Regions from separate parts of the Homo sapiens genome. Here region 2 is linked to region 1. A link is a loop called in an ENCODE intact Hi-C map of the cell type or tissue named here. Cell type or tissue: heart left ventricle. All regions are shown on one strand. Links, peaks and the distances in the headings refer to the core of each region. The heading gives the core; the rest is flanking DNA.

Region 1 (4,396 bases), core at 82-4,081:
AAATTAGAAATAATCATTGCTAGGGAAAGATTCAGAGAAATGAAAAGAGAACAGTACTGCAAAATTACATGAGAGAAAGCAGAAAGCAGGTTAGTTTAGTTTGCCTATTCATGCTTTATTGATTGTACATTTCAGTGTTATTATAGAGTGCAAAGGACAAGAGGTATGTGTGCCTTCTCTCTTCTCTTTTATTGGTAGTCTTAAGAAACAAAATAGCATGAACCAAGCTAAAACTTTGCATTTACTCAAACACATGAGTTTCATGTGAATAGAAAGACTGAAGCTCAAGAATAGAGAAGAGAAGGAGCCGTAAGCATTTGTATCTCATCTGTATTGCCCTCGGATGTACCTTTGCAGAGTTTTAGGTTTAGAATGACATATGGTGATGGATTCACCAGGAAAGTCACTAGAATTCTATAATATTTCAGATTCTCTGCAGCTCACAAAGGCATTACCAATGGAAGCACGGCGCTTGGAATGCAGTAATCACCGCTTTACCTTACAAAGACCATGATCCCTTTAAATTTCAAAAGAAAACAAAAGAAAAACCAAAGAATGAAGGACCAAAATATTTAAAATGTATGATTAATTTCCTCACCTTGATCAGGCAATTCCTTAAGCACTCCCCTTCTTATCAGCTCCTCTCTACTTTGTCGTGTGGATATCTTCCTTTCTAATACTTTTAAAAAGAACAAGCACAAGTAAGAATCAAGTCATTCCTTAAGATAATTATGAAAAACATTCCAAGTAGAATTGAGCACATTTATTCTCCTCACATGAGGGCTCAAACTCGTTTTCTTAGTTGCTTAAAAAAAACACATGATCTGAGTGGAATCAACACAGCTATGACAAGAGCAAATGGCTGCAGCCCATGATCTGAAGTCCAACCGCCATCCCTGGTCTTTCAAATGGCCACCTTTGGCCTGGCGTCCAGGCATATTATTACATAGCAACTAGAGAGCATAAAGCCTGCTTCTCACGCTGAAGCTAGAAATGTTGCATTCTAAAACATATAATTCTATGGATATGCAGTGTATGAAGAAGATATGTATGCTTACATTAAAGAAAAAAACACATAAACATCAGTAAATATTCTGGGTAACCCATTTGCATTCCAGGAAAATGAACTATTTTCTAGTGTTTTCTCTCTCACTCCATCTATTACAAAAGCCCAACACATCATATTTCTATAACTCTTTCCCCTGCGTTCTCACTAATTCTAGAGAGTTCTTATATATTAGCTGACAATCCCCAGGTCTTAGGAGGATGGAGAAGGCAGTTAAGAATAATCAGCTTTCAGCCAGGAACGGTGGCTCATGCCTGTAATCCTAGCACTTTGGCGGGGGCCGAGGTGGGTGGATCACCTGAGGTCAGGAGTTTGAGACCAGCCTGGCCAACATGGCAAAACCCCATCTCCGAAAAATACAAAAATTAGCTGGTCATGGTGGTGGGCACCTGTAACCCCAGCTATTTGGGAGGCTGAGGCAGGAAAATCGCCTGAACCCAGGAGGCTGAAGTTGCAGTGAGCCAAGATCGTGCCATTGCACTCCAGCCTGGGCGACAAGAGCGAAACTCCATCTCAGAAAAAAAAAAATAATAATAATCAGTTTTCACAGACATGTAAAGCCATGGGGATCTTAACATTGATTCTTCCTTCTTCTGGAACAAATGTAAATGCCTGGTAGAACTTTGGAATGGGGCTTGGGAGCTCCGGAGCAGGATCTCAATTGTGTTCCCCTTGAGTGTGTATAGTATTAAATCCTGTGCTCTATATGTCCATGCAACTGCAAAGTCCATTCCTCACTTTCAGGGGCCAAGAAGGTGCGTAAAATTAACATGTGGTCATGTCATCTATTAATCCTGAGTCAACATTTCCCAAAGCGTGTTCTGCAGAACTCTATTTCCTCCAGACCTTCTGTTCAAAAATGCACTTTGATACAGCAGCGAAGGGCCAGATAAGGAGTCTAGGGCACTTTGAAGAGCAGGAAAGCTACACTGGTAGACAACATGCAGCTGCAGTAGCACGAGATTTCTGACGTTCCCCGATTCCTACTCCTGGGCTCATTATCTGCAAATCCTGGAACTGCTCTAGACAACATCGTTTCAACTAAACTAAAGCCATTACCCCAAACCAGGTTCTGACACATCCAAAGGGAGCAGGTGATAACACTAAGAAGACATTTGTGATAACACTAAGAACATGTTTGCTCAGGGGCTCCAGGGCCTCAAGCAAGGACACTGATAGGAGACAGGGTGGGAGGATGCGCCCTGGGCAGCCAGCTTTGTAGTAAGTGCATGAAAGTCTTCCTTAAGTGTTTGCTAATTGCATGTGCCACAGAATAGCAACGCTTAGTCTCTTGAAGAACCTGGATTTTTTTTTCCTTTCTGATAATAGAAATTGTGTATTCCTTTTTAAATCCTGGTTGCTAGAAAGATCAGAGTAAAACTGGATATTTGACACAGATTTCATATGACAATTCGTGGATGGAATCTCTGTTTCCTCCTTCTCTAAAACCTGACTTGACTTATATTTTATGTACAATATATAAGCTCTTTACTGCACATTTTGTCAAACTTTTTTTGGATAGAATCAGAATAGAAACAAACAGGAAAATGAGTGAATGAATGAATAAATGGTCAAAAGAATGACAACGAACAGCTTTGGGTTAAAAAGGAGACATACACAGAAGGCTTCCCTCCCTTCCTTTAGATTCCTCACTGACCCCATTCTTCCTGTATCTTCCAGAAGCAAGTAACAACAGCTCACTTAAAGGTTAGTAATTTCAATGAAAAAAGTTAACCGGGCAAAGAGTCTTTTTTTTTTTTTTAAACTGGGTGTTCTATTATGTAAAAAGAGTGTTGTTATTTAAATACAGTTTCAATTTGTTCGGCCTCTTGTCAAAAAGGAGAGAACTCTTATCAACGGCAGGAAGCCAAAGAACACCCACAGTGACAGGTGGGACACTGCTGGGATTTTGCAGGTGCTTTAGAAGGACCTTGACCACTGCAGCCTCCTACGGATTGTAAAAGCCCATTCATGCTTGACTGGGCTCTGAGGGGTGGCGGGACTCTGTAGACCTCCTCCAACAGTTGTCTTGGCCTCCATTCCTGGGAACAGGCCCAGAGATTCACGGCTGTTCTGCCCTAAACTTAAGGATGAAGGTGGCAACTGCAAGAGCAAGTGCCGCTGGCCTAGGGATCGGGCCACATTCTCGCAAACCAAATGCACTGCCAATTCAGCATTCAATCACGGTGGCTGTCTTCCTAACCGGCCCTTTGCTCATAAGAAACAAAACTTTTACTGGTTTGCTGCTTCTTTAAAATTGCCCAAAACACAAAATGGCTGCCAGGAGTCCTGGATTCTAGTCCTTGAATTCCTACAACTTGTTGAGTGACCCTGGGCAGTCATTTTGAGTTCCTGGGCCTCTAATCCATTATCTGTAAAATAAGGGACACAATTCAAGGATCACTAAGGACAATTCATCCAGCTCAAATGCTGAGTGATCCTGTGTCATTAATCGAGGCTGTCTGTAATCTCTGCTCGGGCACCTTTTAAAACGTTCGTTCTTGCACTAAAAAATCATCCGATAGCCTGAAACATACCAGGTTTCTTATTCTGCCTTTCCATTATGGATCCCGGAGGATTCTTTAGTTTTAGTTTTGAGTTTTGCTTAAATTCTAACTTAGTCTCAGCTAAAAATTCCCCCTTTCTTCCTTGTAAACTAAAAATTCCCCCTCTTTCTTCCTTGTAAACTCTGGAGCTTTGAAGCAGCAGCCTTGGCTTCCTGCCAAGAATCAAAACCAACAGCTTTGTTCTTTTGCTCTACCTCCTATAAACAGGCTCTGATAGGAAAATGCCGTTGGCTATTTGTTTGGTCTTTCGCTGAGAGCGTATTTAACACACAATGCGGATACCTCTGTACAGGGCCAATGAGAACAAACTGCAGGCGACCGAGCACGGAAAGTATGTTGCTGGGGCACAACATTCCAACCACCGCTCTCACAGCAGTACAAGTATCTCATTCTTCACCTTTTAAAATATTTGCCTCTTGTTTATATAGTGCCTGCATGTTTGCAGAGCACATTCACTGGACACTTTTTCATGGGCTCAGAGGGGGTTTGCATTGCAATGAATCTGAGAGGTCATTCTAGTCCAACACACCGCACAAAGCAGGGGCTGTCTCAGAATATTCCTGAGATGTGCTCACCTGCTTAAAATCATTCAGAGGGAAGATGCTCACTTTAAGGCGCAACCCACTTCAGTATCGATCACCCTCATTTTGAGGAAGGTATTCCAGAGAAGGAGTCAAATCGCACTCCCTGTAACTTCTGCGCATCAATCTAACCCAAGCTCTCTGTAGCTCCGGACTAAAGTCAGTTGTTTGTGAGCAGAAAA
Region 2 (4,396 bases), core at 214-4,213, 60 kb before region 1:
ATACTTAATAGAATTTTGTATTGCTTGAATGCTTAATTAGAATATATTATTTTTGTACATACAAATACATATATAAAAAAGAAGCCAGGTGCAGTGGCTCATGCCTTTAATCACAACACTTTGGTAGACTGAGCTGGGAGGATCGCTTGAGCTCAGGACTTCAAGACCAGCCTGGGCAACATAGCAAGACCTCATCTCTACTAAAAAAACAAACAAACAAACAAACAAAAAAACAAAAAATACCCCCACAAAAACAAAATGACCCTTACTTCTCCCTGTACTCCAATTTTATTGTGCTTCTTCATATAGAGTACAACAGAACAGAAAGAACCTCTTTTAGTATAAATATTTATTTTTCATAAAATGAGAACTTCCATAAAAATGTACTTTTAAAATTTGATTCCTTTTGACTGTAATTTGTTCTTTATATCATGCTATCAAATGAAGATAAGGCTATCAGATACTCCAACTTCTAGGAAAACTATGCAGAAGCAAAACTATCCCGAATGATAATGTATGGGTTGAGTGCAGTCACTGCAGCTCAGGGATCAGGACCCAACTGCACCAAGCACTCTATCTTCCCAGTTGCCCGGAGGCCCCAGCCAGCATGATGTCACTCAAAATATTCCACCTTTTAATAATCAACTTTACTTCAGAAGAGCAACTACAGGTGTCACATTTTAGCATACATTTTTCCCGACCCTAGAAGTGGAAGGGAGAAAAGAGGGGGACAAAAATGTCTGGCTTGATAGGGACATGTTGTTGGTCTCAGAGTAGATTATGATAGAATAAAGCCCTCAAATAGATAAAAATCCATTCAGGATGTTGGAACGCTCTACATGTATATAAAAACAAATGATATAGGAGGAAATAAAAAAATAAAGAAGAAGTACATTCAGCTCTTGGTGTCTGCAGGGGATTCATTCCAGGACCCCTTCAGATACCAAAATCCATGGATTCCTCAAGTCCCTGATAGAAAATGGTGTAGAATTTACATACAACCTACACCCATCCTCTTGTATACTTTAAATAATCTTTAGATTACTTATACTACCTAATACAATGTAAATGCTGTATAAATAGCTATTATACAGTATCGTTTTATGCTCTGTGTTATTTTTATTGTTGTGGTGTTATTTTATATTTGTTTTAAAAAATATTTTGGGCTGGGTGTGGTGGCTTATGCCTGTAATCCCAGCATTCTGAGAGGCTGAGGTGGGCGGATCACTCTAGGTTAGGAGTTTGAGACCAGCTGGACCAACATGGTGAAACCCTGTCTCTGCTATTAATACAAAAATTAGCCAGGTATGGTGGCACATGCCTGTAATCCCAGCTACTTGGAGGCTGACACAGGAGAATCGCTTGAACCCGGGAGGTGGAGGTTGCAGTAAGCTGAGATTGCATCACTGCACCCCAGCCTGGGTGACAGAGCAAGACTCTGTCTCAAAAAAAAAAAAAAAAAAAATTTTGGATTGTGGTCAGTTGACTCCACAGATGGGGAACCCATAGATATGGAAGGCCAACTGTAACCCTGAAAGAAAGGGGAGTTTCTCTGGCACACAAGACAGTAAGATAGGAAGAAAAGCTGTGGAGCAAGTCTATGATAACAAACCTCACTCCTCCCCCATCAATTTCAGGGAAGTTTGCTGTTAAAGTTGGAGGTTATACAGCAACTTCCTTTATATTGTGACATGCTCCCAGCACACAGTACCATCATCACCGGGACTGCAGGAACAGTGGCACCAGGATGTATGGCTGTAGCTTAGGGGATCAATATTTGTTACCGGGTTAGGTAACCTGTGAAAGAAACCGAAAGGGACTGAGGGAAAAATGGTAAGATGATAGCGATCTCCTTCGTCACCAGTAAAATCAGGATTCCCATCCTAAAGTTACATCTTCTGAAAAGTCAGCTTCAATCCTGTGTTATGTCTATTGTGAAACCAAAGTGTTATGTATGTGCCCACACTGACTCTCGCCAGCATCTATTCTGGGCATACAACTTCAACTAAGTCTGTTCAAGAGCAGAATAAATGATGTCTTCAGACCCAGAAAAAAACGAAGAAAGGAACCAAAATGTAGCCCCATGGAATGATTCAGACTTCCTTGAAAGAAAAGATTTAATTTTAGAAATTCTTATTCAGCATGATTAGTTTTAGTGTTCTTGAAGGAGATAGCTGAGTTTATTATGAAATTCTAGAAATTTACAATCTTATCTAGTCATATCTTTAAAACTGTCACATTGACTATTAGGTTCTTAAAAGCCAACAAGGATGAATGTGAGAGAAGCGGAAATGTTCATAAGATGGTTTTAAGCTAAACTGTTTAAAAACATTTTTTAATTGTGATGAAATATACCTATCATAAAATTTACCATTGTAAGCAATTTCTTTTTTTAACCAACTCAACATGGGATCACATCTTAAGCATTTTCAATTTCTAAGCTGCATTTTGTCACCTACCTTGTAAACTGTCGACTCTCTTCATGAACTTCCATTTCTGTGCTTTTAAATTCATTTAGTTCTTTCCTTATTGCTGCCTAAACAGGAAAAAAAATAGATAAACAGAACTGTTATTTAGGTCATATATTGCCCCAGTATATACAGCATCAATGAAGCAGACCTTTTTTTTTTTTTTAAGAGATAGAGTCTCGCTCTGTCATCCAAGCTGGAGTGGAGTGGCGAGATCATGGCTCATTGCAGCCTCAAACTCCTGGGCTCAAGTGATCCTCCCAACTCAGCATTCCCAGTAGCTCGGATTACAGGTGTGCGCCACCATGCTCAGCTAATTTTTAAATTTTTTTTGGTAGAGACACAGTCTCAAGATGTTGCCCAGGCTGATCTCGAACTTCTAGGCTCAAGTGATCCTCTCACCTCAGTTTCTCAAAGTGCTGAAATTACAGGCATGAGCCACCATACTGAGCTTAGACATTCTTTTAAGGTGTAATAAATATAATATCATACTATAGCCAAACTAAAACCATGATAGACTTCCTTCAAGTGCCATTGGCAAGAGGGAGTGGGAGCGGGCCTTTGCTAAACTCATCCTTGAGTCTGGTCTATGAGTCACACGGAACATCCCCCACCCACGATGACCACAAGGAAAGTGCAGGTCATGACATTTTCTGAGAAGCAATACCATTTTCCTATGGAAAGTTCTACATAGAATATTGCCTACAACAACATGGCTTTGACTAGCTGCCAGAGAGCTACAGAGAAAGCAGTTGCTTATATATTCTTTAATATTGGAAGTTTATAGAAATAGAACTTATAATTTCAGCATAATCCTTAAAGCTACCCAAAGAAAATATCAAATAGAATGCATTGCTATTTAAAGAACACATAATCCGTGTCACGTAATTTTTGGTATTTGAGGGGATGCTTACGCCATTCAGACTGAAATGTTAACATTAGTTATCTGTTAACAAATAGTGGCAGGATTACAGATGGTTCGTGGTTTCAAATTTTTGCTTATTTTTATTTCCTAACTTCTCTATAAAGAATGTTTTACTCATGTTTTTAAAAAGGTGCTAATAAAAACACCCCTGTAACCTCTAGGCAAAATGGACTCTTCAGCCAAAACTAAGAATGATAAGTCACAGGGAGTGACTTCACTGGGAGATAAAAAGTCTTCTTTGTGGTTGGAAAATAATACATTTTAGGAAAGGGAACAGACAGAAAAAAAGCCCTGAGGCCTGTCTCTAGCTCTCTCTCATAACTAACCATCATTCTGCAATACACGAGCCTTTCCCTCAACACTCCTTTCAATGCTATATTTAAGTCCATGTCACAGATTGTCTCTTCTCCCCAGATATATTCCTCAGCCCCTGTAGTTTCTATGGAGAACCTGTGACTAGGAACTGTGACAATAATGCTTGCTACTGACTTTTGGAAATGAAGAAGCAAGCAGAGAAATATGTGTGAGCCTGAGTCCTCTGTGACATGGCTGTCCAGTTTGTCTCACTAGTCCGATCAACAGTGAGGATACTTTTGCTTACTGCAAAAAGTGATGCCTAGAACCAGAAGGAGAAAGAGTGAGGCTGCTCTATACCACTCGCCAATTAACATCTATAAAACGTTCTTCCTTGAAAGGAGGTTTTTTTTTTTTTTTTTTTTTGAGACGGAGTTTCACTCTTGTCACCCAGGCTGGAGTGCAGTGGTACGATCTTGGCTCACTGCAACCTCCGCCTCCCAGGTTCAAGTGATTCTCCTGCCTCAGCCTCCCGAGCAGCTGGGATTACATGCATGCACCACCGTGCCTGGCTAATTTTTTGTATTTTTAGTAGAGACGAGGTTTCACCATGTTGGCCAGGCTGGTCTCAAACTCCTGACTTTGTGATCCGCCCGCCTCGGCCTCCCAAAATGCTGGGATTACAGGCATGAGCCACCGTGCCCGGCCG

The links. Hi-C counts contacts between places; a loop is a spot of excess contacts. Peaks named below come from ENCODE experiments on the same cell type or tissue, not always from the same donor. Only the 100,000 strongest peaks of a DNase experiment are listed, where the experiment ranks them.
Region 2: a loop joins it to region 1, with 2.6 times the contacts of the local background. A loop is called at or near these places in 1 of 110 quality-filtered maps.

The regions. Positions count from the first base shown.
Region 1 is chr6:143,745,268-143,749,663 of GRCh38, reverse strand. PHACTR2 (phosphatase and actin regulator 2) reads right to left here. Exons shown (of 13, transcript NM_001100164.2): 3 at 599-679. Among named protein-coding and RNA genes, the nearest start is that of PHACTR2, 70 kb to the right of the region's middle. RefSeq lists enhancers at 1,613-2,282, 2,283-2,952, 2,953-3,623. In heart left ventricle, for the core only: no CTCF peak of the experiment used is centred there; no DNase peak of the experiment used is centred there; H3K4me3 peaks cover 276 bases; H3K27ac peaks cover 1,583 bases.
Region 2 is chr6:143,805,197-143,809,592 of GRCh38, reverse strand. It overlaps PHACTR2 (phosphatase and actin regulator 2), which reads right to left. Exons shown (of 13, transcript NM_001100164.2): 12 at 2,460-2,536. Among named protein-coding and RNA genes, the nearest start is that of LTV1, 36 kb to the left of the region's middle. In heart left ventricle, for the core only: no CTCF peak of the experiment used is centred there; no DNase peak of the experiment used is centred there; H3K27ac peaks cover 516 bases.